2 separate regions of the Homo sapiens genome follow, and region 1 is linked to region 2. The links are chromatin loops, found by intact Hi-C in ENCODE. Cell type or tissue: mammary epithelial cell. All regions are shown on one strand.

What was found. Hi-C counts contacts between places; a loop is a spot of excess contacts. Peaks named below come from ENCODE experiments on the same cell type or tissue, not always from the same donor. Only the 100,000 strongest peaks of a DNase experiment are listed, where the experiment ranks them.
Region 1: it touches region 2 in a loop (10-fold over the local background); 6 of 110 quality-filtered maps call a loop at or near these places.

The regions. Positions count from the first base shown.
Region 1 is chr3:150,283,323-150,291,322 of GRCh38, reverse strand. The region is part of intron 2 of LINC01214 (long intergenic non-protein coding RNA 1214); the gene reads left to right. Among named protein-coding and RNA genes, the nearest start is that of LINC01214, 36 kb to the left of the region's middle. In mammary epithelial cell, a CTCF peak has its summit at 4,588 (motif pointing left); a DNase peak (open chromatin) is centred at 4,582.
Region 2 is chr3:150,365,869-150,373,868 of GRCh38, reverse strand. No RefSeq gene overlaps it. Among named protein-coding and RNA genes, the nearest start is that of TSC22D2, 38 kb to the left of the region's middle. RefSeq lists enhancers at 1,713-2,007, 2,966-3,834. In mammary epithelial cell, CTCF peaks have their summits at 869 (motif pointing left) and 3,562; DNase peaks (open chromatin) are centred at 1,878 and 3,608; H3K4me3 peaks cover 1,681 bases; H3K27ac peaks cover 3,322 bases.

The DNA.
Region 1 (8,000 bases), 83 kb after region 2:
ACCATGGAATACTACACACTCATGAAATAGAACAAAATTGCCTGGCCAACGTGGTGAAACCCCATCTCAACTAAAAATACAAAAAAAAAAAAAAATTAGCTGGGCATGGTGGCAGGTGCCTGTAATCCCAGCGATTCAGGAGGCTGAGGCAGGAAAATCACTTGAACCTGGGAGGCAGAGGTTTCAGTGAGCGGAGATCGTGCCATTGCACTCCAGCCTGGGTGACAAGAGTGAGACTCTGTCTCCAAAGAAAAAAAAAAAAAAGAAAAAGAAAGAAAGGAACAAAACTGTGGTCTTTGCAGCAACATGGATGGAGCTGGAGGCCATCATCCTAAGCAAATTAATGCAGGAACAGAAAACCGAATACCACATGTTCTCACTTATAAGTGAGAGCAAAACATCGAGAACTCATGGACATAAAGGTGGCAACAATAGACACTGGGGACTATTAGAGAGTTGAGGAGGGGTTGAAAAACTAACAGTTGGGTACTATTCTGTATCTGGGTGACAGGATCATTTGTACACCCAACTTCAGCATCATGCAATATAACCAGGTAACAAACTTGCACATGTACCTCCTGAGTCTAAAATAAAAGTTGGAGCTGGGCGTGTTGGCTCACGCTTGTAATCCTGCCACTTTGGGAGGCTGAGAGGGTGGATTACTTGAGTCCAGGAATTTGAGACTAGCCTGGGTAACACTGGCAAAACCTCGTCTCAACAAAAAAGTACAAAAACCTTAGCTGGGCATGGTGGGCACACCTGTAGTCCCAGCTACCACTGAGGCTGAGTTGGGAGGATCACTTGAGCCCAGGAGGTGGAGGTTGCAGTAAGTCAAGATTGCACCACTGCACTGCAGCCTGGGTGACAGAGGGAGACCCTGACTCAAAAAAAAAAAAAAAAGTTGAAAAAAAAAGAAGATTCCTTGTGCTTTGCTTTTGCATCCTTTCCCCACTATTTCCCCCAATCCCTGGAAACCACTGATCTTTTAATTGTCTCTATAGTTTTGCCTTTTCAGGTGTCATATAGTTGGAATTACATAATATGTAGCTTTTTCAGACTAGCTTCTTTTACTTAGCAATATGAATTTAAGCTTTCTCTTCCATGATTTTTTATGGCTTGATAGCTTATTTTTATTGCCAAATTTCATTGTATGGATATGCCACAGTTTATTCATTCATCTACCAAAAGACATCTTGGTTACTTCCAATTTTTGACAACTGTGAATAAATTTGCTGTAAACATTCATGTGCAGTTCTTTTGTGTGTGGGCATAAGTTTTTAACTCATTTTGATTTTAGCCATTCTAATAGGTATGTGGTGGTATCTCATTTTTGTTTTAATCTGCAAATTTGTAACAGCATATGATGTGGAACATTTTTTCATATGCTTACTTGCCAGCTGTATATCGTCTTTGCAGAGGTGTCTGTTCAGATCTTTTGCTCTCTTTCTAATTAGATTGTTTGTTTTTTGTTGTTGAGTTTTAAGAGTTCTTTGTATATCCTGGGTAACAGTCCTTCCTCAGATATGTCCTTTGCAAATATTTTTTCTCAGTCTGTGCCTTATCTTTTCATCATCTTAATGAAATTTTTCACAGAGCAGACATGTTTTATTGTAATGAAATCCAACATCAATGTTGTCTTCTAGAAGTTTTATAGTTTTACATTTAGGTTTGTCATCCATTCTAAGTTAATTTTTGTGTAGTATAAGGTTAGATTCTATATTCATTTTTTGCATGTGGATGATTAATTGTTCCAGTATCATTTATTGAAAATATTATCCTTTCCCCAGTGAATTAACTTAGCTTTGTCAAAGATCAGTTGACAATACTGTGTAGGTCTTTTTCCAGATTCTCTATTCTGTTCCTGTGCTCTATTTGTCTATTCCTTCACCAATACCACATTGTCTTGCTTACTGCAGTTTGTAGTAACTCTTGAAGAAGTATAGTGTCAATCCTCTGACTTTATTCTTCTTCAATATTTTGTTGGTTATTCTGGGTCTTTTGCCTCCCTATGTAAACTTCAGAATCAGTTTGTTGGTCACCACAAAGTAACTTTCTGGACTACTTTATTGAAATTGCATTGAATCTGTAGATCAACTTGGGAAGAACTGATATTTTAACAACACTGAGTCTTCTTATCCATGAACATGGAATATCTCTTCATTTATTAGTGATCTACTTTGATTTCTTTCATTAGAGTTTTGTAGTTTTCTTCTTGTACCCATGAGATCTTATAGATATTTTGTTAAATTCATACATAAATATTTTATGTCTTTTATTTGCTATTTAATGTTGTTCTGAGCTTAAAAATTAAAATGTAAATTTTACCATTCATCTCATATCATGCAATTCCAGTTTTAAGTGCAAACATAAAACATTTAATTCATATGTAGAATCACCAGAATTACACAGTGGAAAATCTGTACCGAATGTATGTCCGTGAAAACAGCCCAGCTGGTAAATGAGAAGTGGTGGAGATGCAGGTAGTACAGCTGATCACAGAAGGATGTTAACTAACTAGAGAACAAAGAATACTTCAGCTGGAAAGGAAATAATGTTGATCTCTAGTTCAAGAAACAAGGTCCCAAATGAAAAGTGGCCAGGGTCACACAGGTAAAGAGTGATGAGAACCTCTCTTACCATCCAAGCAGCATTGTTGAAATTCACTATGTGATATTAGTTCAGGTTTCTTATATACTGGATTTCAGTTCTGCTGACATTCAAAATTTTATTGAGCTTGACTAGATACTTCTGGGAATATTCAGATATACACACTGTGAGTCCAAGTAGAATCCCAAAGCAGTTACAACTGTCACAGATGTAGCAATACCTTTGTCCCCAAAACTTGTTGAAGGAGAGACTGAATTAGAACTAGTCACACTGACATGTTTTTAATATTAGGCATTGATTTCTGCTGGGAAATATAAGAGGCATCTTCCTTCATGGGGGAGAAAAGTGACGGGTGTGTATGTGTTCTTGGCAGGAGTTTTTGCCATCTGAGCCAGGCTCAGATGGGGAGAACATCAGATTCAGAAGAGACCTCAGAGATAAACTCATTCAGTGGCTTTTAAACTGTGTTCTAGGGATCCACACGCATTTCATTACATTTATTTTATTATTTGAAAAACTAAGTTAAAAAAGGCTTACTACTCAAATGTGTTACAGATCAAGGCTTGATGTGGTAGAAATCACAGATCATGATAATCTTCAAATGTCTCATGAGGAAATGCCATACACAGTAACTTATGAAAGAGGTATACTACTTTTATCTGTGCTATGCATTGGGGAGCCATACAAGACTTCATTTTACGAAAGGATTCCCTTGCATAAAGTTAAGTTTGAAAACCACTGATCTATTCATCCCCCTCCAAATAAGCCTCTAAGAACTGTTGATAGATTCATAATACATGTTTAACAAATTTCAGCCATCATTATTTCCTACAGATAGAGAAATTGAGGCCTAGGTTGACTAAATGACTTGCCCAACACATCCAGATATTTAGCAGCAAAGCCAGAATTTTACCTGTGTCTTAACTCCTAGATCATTTTTCCTTTCACTCTATTGCAACCTCCAGATTCCATCCCCAACAAAACAGCTATGATATTAAGTCTTCCAGGCATAGGCTGTATTTACTGTCCCTTTGATCTATCCTTTTCTTAGTCCTGGGAGCCAAGAGGGGAAAAGAGAAAGAGAGAGAGAGAGAGAAAGAGAGAGAGAGAGAGAGAGAGAGAGATCTCACCAGAGGACTCACCAAGATGTTCTTATTTTGACATCTTTAACGTTGAAAAGGGACAAAAAAGTGACAATCCTGCTTTTAAATGTTTATCCCATTTTCCTTATAAAAACACTTATATGTGGCAGACCATGTATCCTAAATTTTGATCAGAAATGTGATCTTTCTTTCAGTGGTCCCAAAGATAACCAATTGTTTAGAGCCTAGAGGAAAGGGAAGAACCCACATCTACCATGAATGAATAAATGGTGAGTTCTGACCATCATCCTCCAACTCTTTTTTTTTTTTCCCAACTCTACAAACTGTGGCACTACACACAAATTTAAGGTATCCACAAACCCCACTTTTGAAAACTTTTGTCACTTATGCAGCCTGTTCTGAAGATACTTTCAAACCATTCCTTCTCCCTCCTTCTCCCATTCTCTATACATCGACATACCCTTGTCTATGCCTGTCTTTCTAGTCTTTGAACACCTCCAAATTCAGGCTTAGAGCAACAAATGAGTAAATGAGGAAAAAATTAAAGCCGTAAACCTCTTTACAAAGGCTTATATATATGATTAGAATATTATTGTAATATCTACATGGCAAATAATAGGAACTCAATAAATACTTGAATTAATAAATTTGTTTTACATATTTTTACTGAATATTTCTTATTTTCTGCCTACATGTTAAAGTGATTGTTGAAAAGTACACAGATTGATAAAATGAATAACTCAGTAAGCAAAGCTGCCTTTATAGGGAGGTTCGGCCCATGCCCCGCAACACTAGGCTACTTACTGGTGGATTTTAGTGATGGTGATGAGTGAGTTACCTGAATTCAGCCATCTTTAACCTACTCCCCCTTGTGGTTAGTGTGAGACATTTTAAGGTGTCTGGTGTGGCTTTCACTCCTTTAACACTATGTTCTGACCTAGAGATAAAATAATTCACGGACAAAACCAAACTCAAAACCAAAACATTTTAAGAGCGGACTAGTCTAATGTGAATGCGGAAAGACCTAGAGAGCCAGGCCCTTTTCTCTTGATCTCTTTCTTTCCTAAGCAGCTCCTTCACCTTCATCAAGACTCAGCTCAGGACAAACCCCTTCCAGAAAGTTTGTTCTGGTTTCTTGCTCTGTGAGTTTGGGGCCTCACCTTGTGACTGCCTTTATCAAAGAGCCTATCACTCTGTGTCTCTGCTCACTAGGTAGGTATCCCCAGTGGACTGTAAACAACCGGAGGTGGGGGCAGGAACTGTGTCTTGCATTTCTTTATTCCAAAATGTCTTCTTTTGCCAGCTATAGAGTAGATGTTCAGTAAATGTTTGTTGAAATAAATAAGTGGTTCTTGCCACTAAAAACTTTAGACAATTGGCATAATATCTCAGGTTGCAGTTTTCTCATTTATAATCTTAGAGATTTAGGACTTTAAGTCCCTAAAGAGTCTGTGTGTCTGGAATTACATTTATTATCAAAATATTCTGTAAGAATTGGTCCCCTTTTGACTTTCAAGTTCTTTTATTTGGGGTCTTTTGAATATCTTTTTGGCTCTATAGAATTGTATGTCATGGTATGTTAATATTGGAGGTGGGAATGGAAAATAGCCCAGCAGTTACTAGCAAAGATGGCATTGAAGAGATTTCTTCATAAGTAATTGTCTGAATGATTATTTTCCAAAGAAAATCATACATTCCATATAGACCTCAAATAAGTTTTTACTTACATTTTTTATTCCATTTGAAGACATACCAGCTTGTGGAGAGGTCTAGAAGTATTTCTCCTCTTGGCTTGGAATTCCCAACATATCAAGTTTTAATAATATTTGACTCAGGACCACAAAGCATTATTTAGCAAATATACAGTTTGTGTTGAAGACATTTGAGGAAACCAGACCACAGGAAGAAAAATACTGCATGATCTCACTTATATACGAAATCTTTTCAAACACTGAATAAATAGAAATGGAGAGTATAATGGCGATTGGGGTGGGAGGATGGGGGAAATGGGCAGATGTAGGTTAAAGGGGACAAAGTTGCAGTTATATAGGATGAATTGGTGTAGAGATCTAATGAATAACGTGAGGAAGACAGCTAAAAATATTACAAACTGGAAATTTGCTAAGAGAGATTTTTAGGTGCTTTTACCACACACACAAAAGTAAGTATGTGAGAGGATAGATATGTTAGTTTACTTGACTATAGTAATCACTTTATTGTATGTGTGTATATCAAAACATTGTGCTGTACATCTTAAATATATACAATAAAGAAAGTGTTCAAGCTGCCCAAGATCTAGAAGACATCAGAGAGGATTGTATACAAGTCTGGCAGTGAGGCCAAGTGAGAATTCGTTGTCTCATCCCATGTCTCTCTTTTGTTTTTGTGAGAATTTGGGTCCATCTGAGGCAGAGAGTGGTGTGCTCTAAGGATACTGAAAGCTGGAACTTTTGTTCTCCTAAAATAGGAAGCACTCAGAAGTGGGAATGTTTTCAGGAGACAGTCCTTTCAGAAATGAGGTAAAAATTTTTCAAATTAAAAAAAAATTTTGGAGGCCATGGAAAGAAACTGATATTTTTAATGAACCAAGTTAGGACAGGAGGACTCTTCAACTGGTCAGAAAATAGAATTTTAAGTAAAGGGAAGAAAAATAACTGTAGATATCAGGATGTTTGTTGTTAAGCAATAATTTTGGGGTGTGTATGTGTGTGGTATTGTTGTTGTTGTTGTTGTTTTTTGAGCCTTACTGCTAGTTTGTAAAGATGGACTTTTCGATTATAAAGAAAACTGCAGGCCAGGCATGGTGGCTCATGCCTGTAATCCCAGTGCTTTGGGAGGCAGAGGCGGGCGAATCACCTGAGGTCAAGAGTTCGAGACAAGCCTGACCAACATGGAGAAATCCCATCTCTACTAAAAAATACAATATTAGCCAGGCGTGGTGGCACGTGCTGTAATCCCAGCTACTTGGGAGGTTGAGGCAGGAGAATTGCTTGAACCCGGGAGGCAGAGGTTGAGGTGAGCCGAGATCGCACCATTGCACTCCAGTCTGGGCAACAAGAGCAAAACTCCATCTCAAAAAAAAAAAAAAGAAAAAGAAAACTGCAGTTTGAAATGTAAAATGACCCTATAATGAGGCCTGAATTTGCCTTTACTGCAGTCTTTTCAGGAATATAGGCACAGGTTAATCTGTGTGTACAGGATTATGTTAGCCTCTGAGAGACTCTGGGAAAGGGTTGTTCTATTAAAGTCATAAAGGCTCTTGTTTTCCTTCAAAGCGTATTTTTTTCTATGTAGAAAATCTACCAGAAAACCTTACCAAATTCCTCAGGATGGCAAAAAGAGTTATCTTAGATCTTCTATTCATGTTTGGGAATTCTAATAAACTGAATTCATGTTTATTTGTTTGTTTTGTTTTAAATTTTTGTGAGTACATCGTACATCTATATAGTTATAGTGTACATGAAATATTTTGATATAGACATACAATGCATAATAATCACATCCGGGTAAATAGGATATCCATCATCTCAAGCATTTATTCTTCTTTGTGTTTCAAACAGTCCAATTATAGTCTTTTAGTTATTTTTAAATGTACAATAAATTATTGTTGATAGTAGTCACTCTGTCATGCTATCAAATACTAAATTTTATTCCTTCTATCTAATTATATTTTTGTACCCATTAACCATCCCCACTTACCCCTCACCCCCACTGCCAAACTATCCTTTTCAGTCTCTGGTAACCATCATTCTACTATCTCCATGAGTTCAATTGTTTTTATTTTTAAATCCCACAGATAAGTGAGAACAGGCAAAAGTTTGTCTTTCTGTGCCTGGCTTATTTCACTTAACATAATGACCTCCAGTTCCATCCGTGTTGTTGCAAATGACAGGATATTATTCTTTTTTACGGCTGAATAGTACTCCATTGTGTATATGTACATTTTCTTTATCCATTCATTTGTTGATGGATGCTTAGGTTGCTTTCAAATTTTAGGTATTGTAAACAGTGCTGCAACAAACGTAGAAATGCAGACATCTTTTCAATATACTGATCTCCTTTCTTTTGGGTATATACCTAGCAGTGGGATTGCTGGATCATATCGTAGCTCTATTTTTAGTTTTTTGAGGAAACTCCAAACTGTTCTCCACGGTGATTGTACTAATTTACATTCCTACCAACAGTGTACAAGGGTTGCCTTTTCTCCACGTCCTTGCCAGCATTTGTTATTGCCTATCTTTGGATATAAGCCATTTTAACTTAGGTGAGATGATATCTCATTGTAGTTTT
Region 2 (8,000 bases):
GGAAGCTGAGAGCCAAATTTGAAGCCAAATCAAAAAAATTATGTTAATTCTTAATATTAGCATCTTCTCATGTTACTCTTCCCTGGTATTGTTTTCTGTTTTCCTTTTATTACCCTCATTGTTACATTTGTATATAAAGGACGATTCTTCCTTATTTCTTTTCTCTCAATTTAGAAAGTGAAAGCAAGCATCTTTTTTGTTAAAGAAATGTAGCATTTTCGTTAGAAATTTCATTTCACTAGAAATGAAAATACTGTTTCACCACCTGATTATTTTGTTCATCTCAATTTGTGTAATCATATAGGATTTTTGTCTTGGCCCTTGAAATTTAGAAAGTACAGCTAGCTGCAGCACTCTTTTTAATCTTGGCTGCCCGTTAGTGAACCCTTTTGACCTAATGACTGACCTCTTTTCAGTTGAGAGAATTTTTCTTCTATTATTTCTTTGATGATGATTGCTTCCCCTTCATCTCATCTATTCACTCATGAAGATAATTATTTCTTAGAAATAAACACTTTTAAGGTGGCCAATTCACCTGATTTGCTTGTAACTTTCCCAGTTTTAGCACAAACCGGATGGTTGGTCACCCTACACTTGGCTAAGCTATTGAATCTCTGAGTATAGTGGTTTTCAAACTCTTCATCATGAGAATAGAGTTTTATATATTTTTAAATCTCCAATCCATTGTGGACTGATATTTTTGAAAATACAATAAAAATAAATACAACAAAAATGAGATAAAAAATATAAAAGACAAACCCAATTTTAAAAATTATTAGATTCAACAGAATTACAGTTACTCTGTCAAATTGCTCTGAAAATTTTAAATGAGGACTCTCAGTTTCTATTGGTTGCTTGTAAAATCTGCAGTCACCTAGTGGACAAAACTTTGAATAGTCCCACTCTAGGATTTCTCTAATCTGCTCTGATAATCCCTTGCATCTTCTCCACCCCACATTCCGTTCTCTGCAGCCTGGGCTAAATGCCTTTTTTGTGTTTACATACCCCATTACAGTAAGCTGTGTACTTCCTGAGGGGCAGTGATGAAGTCTTATTTATCTTTCTATGCCCAGCACTCAGCACACTGCCAGGCAAGAAGTTTGTTAGGCTGTTGTATTTATTCAATCTTTGTTGAGGCTAGAAGAAATTACAACCAAGTTTTAGTTATGGTTGTTTTGGGAAGGATGGGACTGTGGGGGCTTTGCTTATTTTTGTACTTTTCAGTGTTTTCTAAGTTTTTCTAACACATGTGTTAAAAATGGGAAGATTTAAGGATTATTCTAACAATCGATATTGTAGAATAAGTGACATCTACCTCATCATGGCTTGTGGTCAGTAAAAAGTCCCCTTTCACAGTGTAGTTGACTTGTAGGACAGAGCCCAGTTTGTGTGAGAAAAAGAAAACAATACTAAACAATCCTTGTCATCATTGAGGAACAGGATCCTACTCTCATCCTATTTCGATTAGGAAAGTCATCAAGAGATTAAAATTACTAATTTTGGAAGACAATCAGGAAATTTTGTACAAAATTCCTCCTAAATATAGAGGATAGAAAGTGTTTCCTTTTCACACTGGGTCCCTTTTCAAGTGGCCTGTGATATTGTGAAGTTTGATAACTACCTTGTTTGTATTACTCAGATGCTGGAATAACTGGATGGGATCATTTAAACTATGAGTGATGGGGTCCTGACTTCCCTACCCAAAGAATAGTACTATTTGAACTGGCAGTTAATCACAGCTTTTTTAAAAGTGACTTATCTCTAATGTACAATATGACTAATTTAGCAGCTAAGCAATTTCATTGTGATCTTGGTGTCCGTGGAATTCCTGTCACCTATCCAACAGTTAAGTCATATTGCATAACTGTGGGGTGACATCACCATGCTACAAGATTATTGGCTGGAGACAAGAAAAAAAAGTTTCCTGGACTGTAAGCCTTTCCGGTATCTGAACGAACGACTTGTGCTGTTACTGCAGTACAGCCAGAGAGAAAAGTAAAAAGGGATTTATAGTGGCTGGCTTTTGGTGTGTCACTGGAAATCACAGTCTGTAGCACACGAGGAGATTCTCCAATGTGCCTAATTATGAGATCTCTTCCCTTTGTGTCATATTCCACAGTATCGGTCATTAAGATGTGGGGTGAGACAGCCGAGACAATGGCATTCTCTTGTAATTAGAGCATTTTATTTTTCTAAGAACTTTATAGTCTTCCCTTTAGAAGCAATACTTTAAAAAAATGCAGTCCACCATCTGCTATACACATAGAAACTGAAGAGATGGTCAGCGGGGACCCAGCTGAAAACCTTTTATGGCTGAAAGCCCGTTTATTTCCCAGGGAACTGGTATACAGGTTAATCACCACATAATACATACATTTGATTTAATTGTATAAGATATCAAACTTTAAAACTACCCACAGAAATGCCTAAATCCTGGAGCAATAGCTGATTGAAATTTGGGAATATAATGGCTAACCTTTATTGTTTACTATTTATTGTTTACCATCACTGTTCTGGCTAAAATTTATTGTTTACTATTTATTGTTTATTATCAGGTTCGAAGTAATTTACATATATTAATTCATTAAATCCTATGAAGGCAATACTATTATTATTCCCAGGTTAAGGATGAGGGAATGGAGACTGTGAGATCACAAAACTGGAAAGGAGTAGAACCAGGATGTGAATCCAAGTGGTTCAGCACCACAGCACACAGTCTTAACTGTTGCCTTGCACTGTATATTTTGTAATAATAATAACAACAACAATTATTACTACTCCTGCTGTTGATACTACCACTGCTACTTCCATCTACTAAATGCTTTTTATCTGACAGACTCTGAATTATAACCATCATATCTCTTCATCAACTCTACGAGATAGAAACTGTGCCATTATTATCCCCACTTGATAGATTAGGAAAATGAGACACATAGAAAATCAGTCACACAGACAGTAGGTAACAAAGCAAGGATTCAACCTCTGTCTAGATCCAGACTCCATGCTTTTAACCACCATACTACACTGCTTTTCAATAGCTGCCATTTATTGAGTACCAACTAATGTGTAATCCTAACAAATATCCTGCATTGTAGGTATTATTAGTCCTAATTTACAGATGAGAGAATGGAGGTCCCAAGAAATCAGGTAACTTGCCAGTTTCTAAGCAGCAGAGCCAGAATTCTTCCAACTTCATTGAACACCATTATAACACAATACCTCTAAAAATTCGAAACAATTCTGATGCAGGATGACAGAATGTAAGTCAGGTAAAGGGCTGGTATCTCAGGAGTCACTTAGTGCAAAGAGTGATATCTTGGTCTGGGCATCCCCAAGGGTGGGGCCTGGTAAAAAGATGCTGGAAGTGTCTTACACGTCAGCAGTCACTGAGGGGTGGTGCTCTGATGGAGGGGCAGTCTTCCTTGAGTGCACCCTGTTCATCTGTGAATTCTGGATGATCCCCTGAGTGTGGGCAGATTCCTCTCTCTCCCGTCAATTCTCTTTCTCTTTTCATTCCCCTTGATATTTCCAAAACGGCACTCCTCTGCCCTCCTTCGTTTAGTAAGGAGTCTTGCACATGCTCAGTTCTCTTGCCTTGTAAGGGTTTTCTCCCCACCCCCAAGCCTCCTCTCCTTTTCTAGCACATATTCAGCCCTCTGGAATGTGGCCACCCATAAGCATGACACACATTTTCAAAGGGCTTTAGAAATGCATGTGATTAGTGAATTAAATTTTGTTAAAGGGGAAGTGTATCAATACTGCACATATGTAACCTGTTAATTTCACAGTATGGGCATCCTGCCTTCAAAAATATAATAATTTTAAAAATCGGAAATCACAATAAAAAGCAAAACAAACAAAGACTGAAAAACAGTTTGAATATTGCAAGAAAATTTACCCCAGAGTTTTTAAGTATAAAGAGCCTCTGTGGTTTATTTAAATTCTTATTCTATTAAAGGAAATCAAATGTATTCATTTATTCCTGGGGACACAGAGAATAAAAATATGTATGACACATCCAGCATGTACCTAAATACTTAAAAAGTGAAGTCAAGGCCAGGTGCAGTGGCTCATGCTTGTAATCCCAGCACTTTGGGAGGCCAAGGTGGGCAGATCACCTGAGGTCAGGAGTTCGAGACCAGCCTGACCAACATGGAGAAACCCTGTCTCTACTAAAAAAAATATGTAAAATTAGCTGGGTGTGGTGGCACATGCCTGTAATCTCAGCTACTTGGGAGACTGAGGCAGGAGAATCGCTTGAACCCGAGAGGCAGAGGTTGCAGTGAGCCGAGATCACACCATTGCACTCCAGCCTGGGCAACAAGAGGGAAACTCCGTCTCAAAAAAAAGAAAAAAAAAAAAGTCAAATGTCCTAAGAGTGAAACAAATGGTAAAATAGGGTTGTTCTAATAAGGAAACAAATCCCCTGAAGCAAATGATCAGGGAATCTTCTTGAAGGAGGAGAGACTTGGCTGGAACTAACAGAACTGGTAGAACAACAAGAGGTTGATATTAGAAGTTAAGGAAAGGACAGCCCATACAGGGAACTAGTGTGAGACAAAAAGACAAGAATAAGGGATGAGGCCATGAATCCTCCTTGAGGGTAAATAGCTATTAAGTAATATAGAATATTTTATAAAAATATGACGGGATGGTCAGTTATTTGTTTGCTTTTATAGCAGAGAATAGGAAGTAGTGGAAATGTGTCTCATCTTAAAATTAGAAAGGGGAAAAGCTTAACATATTGATGTGCTATGAGTTGGCCATTCCCTGGACCCATGCATCTCCCTTTAATGAAGATAGAAGTAGACTCAGCATTATAAGCAACTCAACAGCCCCCAAAAGGTGTGCTCCTCTAAAATTCACTCCAATAACTCTCAATGGGCAGGGAGTCTACTCCTGATTAAGACCTGGATCCTAATCAGATGACCTCCTGGGTCATCTGATCTTCTCAGTGACCTCGGGTGAATCATCCCATCTTCCCTGCTCTGAGTTTATATTGCTGAAAAATTGCAAGGTCCTTCTATTCAGAGAGTCAGTAAATAAGGTATGGGAACTTCTCTCATGTGCTGTTTGTGGTCCTAATCAGTGACTGGGGATGGATTTTTTTTTTTTTTTTTTTTTTTTTGAGACGGAGTCTCGCTCTGTCGCCCAGGCCGGACTGCGGACTGCAGTGGCGCAATCTCGGCTCACTGCAAGCTCCGCTTCCCGGGTTCACGCCATTCTCCTGCCTCAGCCTCCCGAGTAGCTGGGACTACAGGCGCCCACCACCGCGCCCGGCTAATTTTTCGTATTTTTAGTAGAGACGGGGTTTCACCTTGTTAGCCAGGATGGTCTCGATCTCCTGACCTCATGATCCACCCGCCTCGGCCTCCCAAAGTGCTGGGATTACAGGCGTGAGCCACCGCGCCCGGCCGGGATGGATTTTTATACCCAAGACTTCTGTAAGATAAATGAGTTCACTTTGGTTCTTCACTGACAAGTGCTTTGGGATGTGGTCCTGAGGAGATCACTTCATTCGCTCATTCAGATGTTGAATGAGTGCCGACTGTGGTAGTCAGCCTCCAAGATGGCCCCTGATGACTCCCTCCTTCCTGGTATGCATGCTGGGTAAGTGCCCTTGGACATTTGTCAGTGGTGTTCTGTGGGTCCAATAGCATACGGCAGAGTGATGGTATGTCACTTCTGAGATAGATGATTGGAGAAACTGTGGCTTCTGCCTTGTTCTCTCTTGGATCACTTCCTCTGGAGGAAGCCAGCTGCCATCTCATGAAGACATTCAGTGACCTATAGACAGGGCCATGTGGAACTGAGGGCCTCTGCCAACAGCCAAAGAGAATCCAATGCTTTTTGTCAACAGTTCTGTGAGTAAACCAGCTTAGAAGCAGATTCAGCAGCCTCAGCCAAGTCTTTGGATGATGCAGCCTTGGCTGGCACCTTGAATTGAGCCTTGTGAAAGACCCTGAGAACCCACTCATCAAAGCTGCTCCTAGATTCCTGACTCTCAGAAACTGTATGACACAGTTAATGTTGGTTGCTTTAAGCTGCTAATATTTGGGGTATTTTGTTAACATAGCAACAAACAACTAATAGACCTACCATTTGTCTGTTCCTGTGCCAGGTACTGGGAATGAATATAGCTTAAGAATTTGCCTTCTAGAACCTAACAGTACTCAGGGAAAAAAAAATCAAAACCAAACAAACCAAAACAAGACCCAGGTGTATAAGTACCTACTTACAACACAGTACAACAAACGCTGCGAGGGAAATCCCTACAAGTGCTGTAGGAGACAACAGATATATAATAACGCACTCTATTTGGAGAGAGAAGGGGTACAGAAAAGCTTCACAAATAGACATTAGCGATTAGTCTCTAAGAAAAATCAGGACTTTTCCAGGCAAAAAAGACAGAATAAAATATGCAAAGACCCAGAGGTGGGAGACCCATGGTGTGCCTTAGGGAATGTGTTCAATTCCATGTAGTTATGGCTAAGGATTCATATGAGGATTCCCTGCTAGGGAAGATCAATTTATCCTAAGATATGAGAAGCCATTGACAGATTTTAATGAGGAGATTGACAGAATCAGATATATGTTTTAGACAGACAGCTGGTGTTGGATCACAAGGAGGGCATGGTAGAATTAGAGACAAGGAAAGATGGAGGCCGTATAGAAAACTACGGTAGTTCTTTACAGTAGCTACCCACGTTAGAGACTAGTGAGCTTCTGATGTGATTGTATCACTCATATTTTTCACTGATCATGTATATATATTTTTTGAGACAGAGTCTCACTCTGTCATCCAGGCTGCAGTGCAGTGGTGCAATCTCACTACAACCTCCACCTCCTGGGTTCAGCAATTCTCATGCCTCAGCCTCCCAAGTAGCTGGGATTACAGGTGTGCGCCACCATGCCTGGCTAAGTTTTGCATTTTTAGTAGAGATGGGTTTTGCCATGTTGGCCAGGCTGGTCTTGAACTCTGACCTCAGGTGATCTGCCTGCCTCGGTCTCCCAAAGTGCTCGGATTACAGGCAGGAACCACTGCACTCGGCCAAGACATATTTATTATATATTATTACATATTCAGACATAATAATTTTTTTTGGTTTTCACTTTGAAATGATTTCAGATTTATGAAAAAATTTCAGGAATAATGCAAGAAATTCTTATATACTCTTTACCCAGCTTCCTCAAATGTTAACATGCTATATAACCACAGTATAATTTTTAAAATCAAGACATTGACTGGGCCCGGTGGCTCACACCTGTAATCTCAGCACGTTAGGAGGCCAAAGTGGGAGGAACACTTGAGGCCAGGAGTTAAGAGATCAGCCCAAGCAACATAGGAAGACCCCATCTCTACAAAAAATTAAAAAGTTAGTTGAGCATGGTGGTGTGTGCCTGTAGTCTCAGCTACTGGAGGAGGGGGTTGAGGTGGGAGGATCACTTGAGCCTGGGAGATCGAGTTTGCTGTGAGCCGTCATCAGGCCACTGCACTCCACCCTGGGTGACAAAGTGAGACTCTGTCTCTAAATAAATAAATAAAATCAGGACATTAAGATTGATACGCTTTTAATTAATCAACTGACTTTATACAGATGTTCCTTGTTGTCTGATTAGTGTACATTTTCTGGTCCAGGATCATACCTTGCTTTTAGTTGTCATGTCTTGTTAGTCTCCTTTAATCAATATCTCAACTCTTCTTTGTTTTTCATGACCTTCACGCTAATGAAGACTACTATCCAGTTATTTTGTAGAATGTTCATCAACCTGGGTTTAGTTTATCTAATATTCCTCATGATTAAATTTAGTTATGCATTTTTGGCATGAATACCATAGAAATGATGTTATGTGTTCTCAGTCCATTGTATTGAAAATCATATGGTATTGTTATGTCTCATTACTGGTAATGTTAATTTTGATAACTTGGTCAAAATTTTTTTGCCCAGGTTTTACACTATAAAGTTTTACACTATAAAGTTATTGTGATTCCTTTTGCA